Regions from separate parts of the Homo sapiens genome. Here region 2 is linked to region 1. The links are chromatin contacts, found by Hi-C or POLR2A ChIA-PET in ENCODE. All regions are on one chromosome and are shown on one strand. The core of a region is the stretch at or near the end of the contact, and the rest is flanking DNA. Distances in the headings are between cores, read along the strand shown. Region 1 overlaps TENM3 (teneurin transmembrane protein 3). Region 2 has its middle 110 kb from the start of DCTD.

Region 1 (4,056 bases), core at 1,180-3,679:
CCAATTATATATACCTGAAAGACCAGCTGTGTCAACATTAGACTGTTTATAGAAAGGAAAAAAAAAAAACCTCTAAAATTGCTCTGAATGTTATATTGATTTGTAACTCTTCACTTCTTACAAAGTAATAAGCTGCCACATTAAGGGATGCAATATGTGTTGCTGCATTAAGATTGTAGGCATCAGCTTAGGAAAATGATATCATAACACTTAGCACAGCAAGTTGATCACTTGGCATAACCCAGTTGTTCTGAAATGTTTTTCTTGCACAATGACTTGCATCTTTCTGAGTTCATCTTACTTTTTACCATTTCACACACATTTACACACTCTAAGATGTCTTGCCCTAGTCTGTCTTTTGTCACTCAAAGGCTGGAAAGGAGATCCCAAAGCTGAAGGACATACAAAGCTCAAGCCTTTGTATGTCTTTGTATTTCTCTGTATACTAACATCACAGCCTAAGAGCTCTTCAGAGCTCCACAAGGCCTCTACAGACTCCATGTGTGATCTGCTGGCCTCCTCTAACAACATGAGAAACACTTAAACAATTTTAAGAATAGAATCTCTTACAGGAATGATAAAGTACAGCTATTCAGCACTTAGACGGAAAATCATCAAGTAGTGAAAATTGTTTTATTAGAACCTAACCTCATTGGTAATGAGGAGACTACTGCATCACTATTAGAATAAAAATATTCATATAGGTAGATTTATTATAAATATTTTAGATGTTCACAAATAAAATAAATGGAAACAAGCATGTAACTGTGTGTGTGTGTGTGTTCGTGGCTGTATGTGGAAAGAGGGAGAGGAAGAGAGGGAATGAGAATTAATTAATATAACTAAGTTCGTCATCAAAAGATACATGGAGTTTGATAGATTCCCATCATGTTGACGTCTTGGTTGGGACACCAAATCATTTAAATTATTTTTCAGGTTTTTGTTCAGAAGACAATCTTTGCACATGTACAAGATTACATTAATTTTAAGAATGTGGCATTGAGTGTCTGTAAGGATATTAACTTTTTAATTCCAATGATACGTCATAATTTGTCCCCTCCTTAACAGTGTTGGGCTTACCATTTTTTACAAGTAATGGGACATAAAATGTTTTACATTTGCATTTCTTTATATTTATAAAACTGAGGCACTACATTTTGTATGTCACTACATTCATAGACAGGTTTCAGAGCAGCTCAGTATACAAACTTTGGAAAGAAAACTGAAGGATCCAGCATCCTAGCTCACTGCCACAGGCCACCAACTAAGACTCCCCCGTAGACTTGAATGACCTCATTTTAATATTTAACCCCATAGGACAGACACTGGCACTTTTCTGGATTATGATAGAGCAACCAAGACAGATACAGTGGTACATTTCTTCAGGGGGAGGGTTTTTAGTTTGAAAGGATAATACCCTATGGTGAGGTATGAGCGGAATCAGTAGTATATTGTACTTCACTGGAGAATTTGATGGAGACATGCTTCCCCTGGAATAAACTTTATGTCCCTCATTCAGGGGCAGTTTTTTAATGGCTTTGCATTGAGCACAAAAGATTTAGACAATTTGCTTCTTTGTTTTAGGGTAGACACATACTGCCTTTTAAAGGTAATATTTTTTAAGATGACTGTTAGTAAATTGTTGAATCCTCAGCGTCAGGCAAGGAAGGCAAACAGTAATATCAGAGAAATGCTACCTGTGAGCACATTCTTTTGAGTCATTATTAAATAGACAGTACTATTCATGTCTAATCTTTGATCATGGATTCCAGACTATAATCAGTTTCTCATGATCTGTTTTATTTTGCTTTTAATTTCCCTCTGTGTATTAGGAGTAACTCCCTTTGATGTTTATCTATGATCCTTTTCACAGCAGCAACCCAGCTCATAGATACTACCTTGCAACGGATCCAGTCACGGGAGATCTGTACGTTTCTGACACAAACACCCGCAGAATTTATCGCCCAAAGTCACTTACGGGGGCAAAAGACTTGACTAAAAATGCAGAAGTCGTCGCAGGGACAGGGGAGCAATGCCTTCCGTTTGACGAGGCGAGATGTGGGGATGGAGGGAAGGCCGTGGAAGCCACACTCATGAGTCCCAAAGGTACCGGCAGTTGGCGATTTGAGGATTTCTTTTTATTTATTAAAAAAAAAAAAAAAGGGGTTGAAAATCCATTTAGTGCCTAGTCATGTTTAATGCTGAGTCTAACTTTTTACCTTTGACAGTGTTCTGGAAAGCTGTTTCACATCTAGGGTTTTTAAAAGCCATGTAGCATGAAACTGCTAGCATCCTAACTTGGTTTTACAGTAAATACTAGGTTCTTGGCATTTTTTATTATCATACCATTTTATCAGCTCTTCAAAGAATGAAGCAACTAACTACTCTATATAATTCAGGCCACATCCTGTTCAACTTCAAGGAAGTATCCAAATTCTTTCATAGTCCTGGAATTTCTTTGTCATGAATGAGTCCCAGGCTTCTTTAAAACCCATCACTAAGCAACCCTGTGAGCCCTCACCCTCTTTGGAGAGCTGTGAAACTTTTGTTTCTATGCCATGGGAAAAAATCCTTGCTGAGAGGAATTTTGGGAGGTAACAGGGCTAAAAAAATTCTACGTGATAAAGGCTTTTAAACCAGGCAGGAATGATTCCCTGCTCATGTATTATGGCACTGAATACAATGTTTTTGGTTTGGGGCCTTTATTTTTTTCATGGTAGCTGCTGACTATTATGTGAACAAGGACTGGAAAAAAGTATCTGTACTGAATTATTCATAATAGAAAATTTCATTGTAACGGGGTCAACAAAACACTAACCTTGGCTTAGATCTATTTTTGTTAGAAGGATATGGTTACTGTAAGGGAGCTGGAATGGAATTTGAAACTGGTTCTGTAATTTATAGACCACAACATTATATAATCATTGTAATTTATATTTGAAACATTCAGGTATTACCTGTGTGATACATATACTCACAGGAGATTCTGACAAAATTGGATTATTTCCTTACTGAATTTTTTTTTTTTTTTTTTTTTTGAGACGGAGTCTCACTCTGTCGCCCAGGCTGGAGAGCAATGGTGCGATCTCGGCTCACTGCAACCTCCGCCTCCCGGGTTCAAGCCATTCTTCTGCCTCAGCCTCCCGAATAGCTGGGACTACAGGCTCACACTGCCACACCCAGTTTTTTTGTGTGTTTTTTAGTAGAGACAGGGTTTCACCGTGTTGCCCAGGCTGGTCTCGAACTCCTGAGCTCAGGCAGTCCGCCTGCCTCGGCCTCGCAAAGTGCTAGGATTGCAGGCGTGAGCCACCATGCCCTGCCTCCTTACTGAATTTTTAATTTATTTGTATTATAAATGCCTGTGTTGGTTTTTTCTAACGTGTTTGCAATCTGCAGTCCTACCTGCTACCTGTCACCCGTGTTGTCACTGGGGTTAAATAACTGAGTTTAATAATGGGCCTAATAGTTAATCAAAAGTAACCATTTTTGAAAAATTAGTAATACTTGCTTCTCTCAAATACAGGAATGGCAGTTGATAAGAATGGATTAATCTACTTTGTTGATGGAACCATGATTAGGAAAGTTGACCAAAATGGAATCATATCAACTCTTCTGGGCTCTAACGATTTGACTTCAGCCAGACCTTTAACTTGTGACACCAGCATGCACATCAGCCAGGTAGTTAAATACTAAGCGGACTTGTTTGTTTTTCCTCTAGGTGACTTGACTTATTCAGTCGGTAGACTATGATGGCACCATATTAAACTGCATATATCATGTGTTGCAGTGGTTCTGATAGGGCAGTTCCATTTACATGTATCACAGGAGCTAATAAAAAGTTATTTTCTTCTATAATTCTACATTTGATGAATTCAGTGAGATACAGAACAATTATCACTAAGAAATGCTAAGCATTTGTAATAAAATACCAGTAAAGTAGGAGCATGCAGGTATTCTAAAAAGAACCAAACAACTGAAATCTCTAATCTTTTGATTGCATGAGCTCCTTAAGTAGTAGAGAGAACCCACTATGATTAGTGCCAAGGGACTTATATT
Region 2 (4,477 bases), core at 1,624-4,123, 54 kb after region 1:
AGGAGAGGAGCTGGAGGTTACAACGAGCTATGATCGCAGCACTGCTCTCCGGCCTGAGCGACACAAGACCCAGTCTCTTAAAAAAAAAAAAAAAAAAAGTTTTTTAATGAAAGAATGCCGTTGATGCTTTCCCTATCCGTGCCCACTCTTCACTCCGTTCACCATCTTTTCTTTCTCCTTTTGCCCTGGGCTACTCCTGAATGCAGTTGTTTCTCTCGCCTGCTGACAGCAAATCAGCTGTCCGAGGTGCTTTTGGAAAGGAGGGATTCAAGAGAGGAAGCCAGAAGGCACTGATCCACATCATGTTCTGTCTGGGTAAAACCACCCGGGCAGTGCTCACAGCCGCTCGCTTGCTGTTGTACAGAGGAGGACAAGGTCCACCTGGACCAAGAACTGCCACCACCCATCTGGCCGGGGCGGGGTGGGTATCATTTGATCTCCAGCAGAGTGGGGTGAGTCTGCCCCTGGGAAGCCTCGAAGGGCAACATATTAAGATCTCACCCTTCCATAGATACCCAAATTTCCTCCCACTTTCCTTCAAGGAGTGATCTGATTCCAGCATCCCAGTCCACAAAATGCATCCCCATTCCAGAAGCTGGAGGTGGAATGGAATTACAGAAATGAGTTGTCCAAGTTCACAGAAGTGGCTTAAGTTAAGGTGAGCAGAGATTCCCTTTGCTAGTACCCTCCACTACATCACAGCCTCCTCATAACGCTCCCCGGGAAGATACCGCAAATACTCCTTACCGCCCCCCTTCCCATGGGCACTTGATCTTTCCAAAGCTGCCATCATTTACAGCCAGGACTAGCATTTTTCATTCTATAACGATCCGCCGACACTAAACAAAACAGATGCCTTGAGTGCCCCCTCTGCCTGCCAGTATTTCTAGCTCCTCACGCCCTTCTGTGTAGGTAAGCCAAGTTTGACTCTCCATCATTTCCAAAAGAAAGACCATTGGGCTGTTTACCTAGATTTTCCATAAGTTATTCATCTGGCTTTGAACATCCTACTAGACCCATGAAAAAATAAAATAAAAATGAGTTATAACTCATTATCACCCATTTTAACCACAGAGTTAAGCCAGAGTACCAAACAGGTACTGATAAGCCATTTGAATTTTCTACCTTCTCATTTAAGCCACATAATGAATGTCCTCTGTTTGCCAGACTTCTCATTTGCTGTTCACCACCCCTGCAAGCAATGGTCTCTTGATGTTAGTTAATTACTAATAACTTTTAGGTAAATTGAGTAAACCTTTTCATTTATGAACCGACTTAGAATCCTGTCGTGGAGGAATACGGGATTCCTAGAGTCCCGTGGATAGAGAATTTACTATCAACCGATTCTAAGCCTAGAGTAACATCATTATTCAGTTTAGAGTTAATGGGTTCCTCAAAGCAAATTTAATAAATCCTTCTGGGATCTAAGCTCAGGAAAATTAAAATTAGAAGCATAAATTGTCACTTTTAGGGCAAGAGACTGGCTTGGTAACAGTCCCCCTGCTTACAGGGTGAATTGTGAGCTACGCTTAGCCCTGGCCACAGGCATTCATCCTGTATTATGCAGGGAAATCTCGTTCTTCCACCTGTGTGCAGAGATTTCCTGAATTCCAGCCACAGCGGCCATTTCTCTATGGCATAGCTCGCTGCACACAACTGTCAGGATTTACAAGCGGTCCGCTGGGTCAAAATGAATTTTTAAAAATGTTCACAAGTGAACTCTATCAGGGGAGAGTGCGGGGAGCATAAATGCCCAAGGACTTAAAATGACAAATTCTCGGGCGTGACTGAAAGGCTGAAAATGGGGCGCTCAGTGGAGGTCGGTGAGGAGGCTCACCAGGCTCTCTTCAACCTGGAGTTCTTCTGCACCGTGGTTAATGACCGTAGGCTGGAGACTGCCCCATCCCACACCTTCCTCCCACACGAACACTAGGGAAAGTCTAGTCTGCCTGTTCCAGAGAAAATTCTGCAAAAATCGTCCCCAGAACTATCTTTGCATCCACGATGCTCGCTCTCTCTCTCTCTCTCTCTCGCTCTCTCTCGTTGCAATGGGTCAGGTTGAATCTAACCCTCTCTGTCCTTTAAGGCTTGGAAGGAATGCCATAGGGCTCCCTCGGTGGGCCAGGGCGACGTTGATGACTCAGGATCTCAAAAGGACCTAGAGCCAGTCTGTCATCCCCAGTTTCTTAATTTATTGACAAAAGGTAACGAACAAGCAGATTGTAAAATATCTTTATTCAGCTATGACATGATTTCCAAGCTCAAAAAAAAAAAAAAAAAAAAAAAATCAAGCCTGGCGTTTAACTTCAGTCTGGAGCATTGACAGGTGACAGGTCACTGCAGAACACAGAGGTGACCCAAGGCAGAGAACGGGAGGTAGCGAGAGGAAGACGACACCCTTCCCTGAGTCCTCCCTCATCTGGGGCTTCCCTCTGGCCTTCCCCTGGGGTTCCTGGGACTCGGCTTCTGCGGACATGGAAAAGCCGTCCCAACATCCGGCGGCCCCGTGGGCAGGGGTCCTGGGACGCCCCCTCCTGCATCCCCGGGCGGGCCCTGCAGGGGATGGCGGCGATTTCAGGAAGGGCTCCGGCGCCCCCTAGTGACGCGCGGCTGTGGTAGGGAAAGTCCTGCACGCCAAAAGGGCAGTTCCCGGGCCAGAAACCGAGGTGAAACCGAAGAGAAGGCGCCGCCGCTCGCCGCTCGCCACTCTCCACCCCAACCGCGGCGGGGCCGGCTCTCTGACCCTCTCTTCCCCACCTCTGCTCTGCCCTCCGAGTTTCACACTTAAAGCGGAGACTTCTGCTTCAGCACCGCCGCACCGAGGCCTGGGCCCTGCCAAAGTGGCTCGGGTAAGATTTCCCTGCACGTCGAGCAGACACTGTCATGCCGCGTTGCTCTCACTCACAGATCGAAATAAGGCCCTTCCTCCCGGGAATCGTCCGCGGGCTGAGTTCCGCAGCGCCTGAAAACAGTGATTTCTGAACTATCATATTGTTTCCCTTTTACTTTTCATGTTAACAGTCCTGTCGCTGGAAAGAATGTCCCGGAAGAACGGATCACTTAAATTCAGAGTGGCATTTTTATTTCTGAGGGAGCTGGGCTCTCACGGAACGTGCTGGAGTGACAGCCTGGAAGAGCGAAAGCCGCCCCCCCTCCCGCTTCCCCGCAGCTCCCCAGCCGCCTCGGCCTGGCCTCCCTGCAGCGGTGACATCCAGTCTCCCTCCTCTACCCAAGCCTGCGGCAGCCACGAAAGCCACCGCGGCGCAGAAGTGGGGAGGGATTCAACCTTTTGCCCCTGGGTTGTCGCCCAGAGAAGCCAATGGATGCTAATCTCATATAGCAGCCTGTTTGCTGGTGTCCTGCCTTCAGAAACCGGCCGTGAGTGAGCCCGCTGGCATTTTGGGAGGCCAATATATAGGCCCTTTTTCCTACCCGGGTTCTCGCTGAAATGAGTAAGGCCGGAGATGGCTCAGGAAAGCCAAAATATCACCTAGATAAAGGCCGGGTTGGGAAGCAGCAGGCACAGCTGCATGGGAAATCCCAAAGGGCCACTAACGGGACACCAAGATAGATCAGCCAGGCGCTGGCAGCAGTGGCAGGATGACGGGAGAGGCCCTGCTCCCTGAGCTGGAGCCCAGCGTGCCCATGCCCAGTTCGTTCCTCCCCACTCACCAGGAGGGCAAAGCGCTCCCCTGCCCACTGGGAGCCGGGATGACCAGGAGGCCCGGAGTGAGATATCTGTCTCTCTCTCTCTCTCTGTCACACACACACACACACACAGACACACACACACACACACACACACACACACATATATCACCAAGGAGGCTGTGGGCTGTGGCACTAGGAGAAATATTGCACCAGGTCTGGAGCCCCGGGTTTGCGGATGCTGCCCCCACCGCCTGTGGCCTTCAGCCAGGTTGCTTCCCGCCCTGGGCCTCTGCCGAAGCCAGAGGCAGGGGCTCTCCACCGGCAGCAGCGAGCGCCTCGCCTGCTGTGACAACTCTGTCTGGCTCTGGGGCTGCTCGGGAACCCGGTCCTAAACACAAGTTCTTGGGTCGTAAGCACAGGCTGGCAGTCCCAGATCGGGAGGCCCCATGCATCTGCTCCCGACCTGAGTCCCTCGCCCTGGCTCCCACTCCGCCACCCCATGGCGCTGCCTGCGAGAGGCGCCGGAGCCAGGCTCTGGCCTTTTCCGAGGCGGCTGCCTGCCGGTTCCTCTCGCGCCTGTTACACGGCGGACGGCAGGCTCCCGGGCTCTTGTAAATCAAAGGGCAACAGGACTCGCCTCGCCACCACTCAGGCTCTTTCTGCGGCCTCTGCCAATTAGTGCTCCAGTTAATCACACTTAGCAACTCCCTGGAGAAGCAGCGAAGCCGGGAGGAGCCCAGCGTGGGAGACCCCCTCAGGCTGGCTCTGCCGAGACGGAGATGACCACTGGCCTCTGCGCCTTGGTTTCCCCATCTTTACAGTGAAC

What was found. A loop is a pair of places that touch in the nucleus more often than their neighbours do. ChIA-PET counts read pairs that join two places held with the same protein, here RNA polymerase II (POLR2A). Pooled maps may share reads with other maps.
Region 2: a loop to region 1 is called in a map of endothelial cell of umbilical vein, with 6 times the contacts of the local background. The contact joins two enhancer-like sites. A Hi-C loop is called at or near these places in 2 of 168 maps with a recorded cell type or tissue (PC-3 and endothelial cell of umbilical vein) and 1 of 50 pooled maps. POLR2A ChIA-PET finds 5 or more read pairs at or near these places in 1 of 52 experiments (PC-3).

The regions. Positions count from the first base shown.
Region 1 is chr4:182,749,927-182,753,982 of GRCh38, forward strand. TENM3 (teneurin transmembrane protein 3) reads left to right here. Exons shown (of 28, transcript NM_001080477.4): 20 at 1,874-2,106; 21 at 3,524-3,678. Among named protein-coding and RNA genes, the nearest start is that of DCTD, 170 kb to the right of the region's middle. Within about 2 kb of position 2,430, at least 2 of the 41 ENCODE cell types and tissues checked have a DNase peak (open chromatin) inside an H3K27ac peak, as active enhancers do; they include endothelial cell of umbilical vein, where a contact is called at or near this core.
Region 2 is chr4:182,803,937-182,808,413 of GRCh38, forward strand. No RefSeq gene overlaps it. Among named protein-coding and RNA genes, the nearest start is that of DCTD, 110 kb to the right of the region's middle. RefSeq lists enhancers at 1-44, 3,697-4,477 and silencers at 2,458-2,547, 2,568-2,617. Within about 2 kb of position 2,874, at least 5 of the 41 ENCODE cell types and tissues checked have a DNase peak (open chromatin) inside an H3K27ac peak, as active enhancers do; they include endothelial cell of umbilical vein, where a contact is called at or near this core.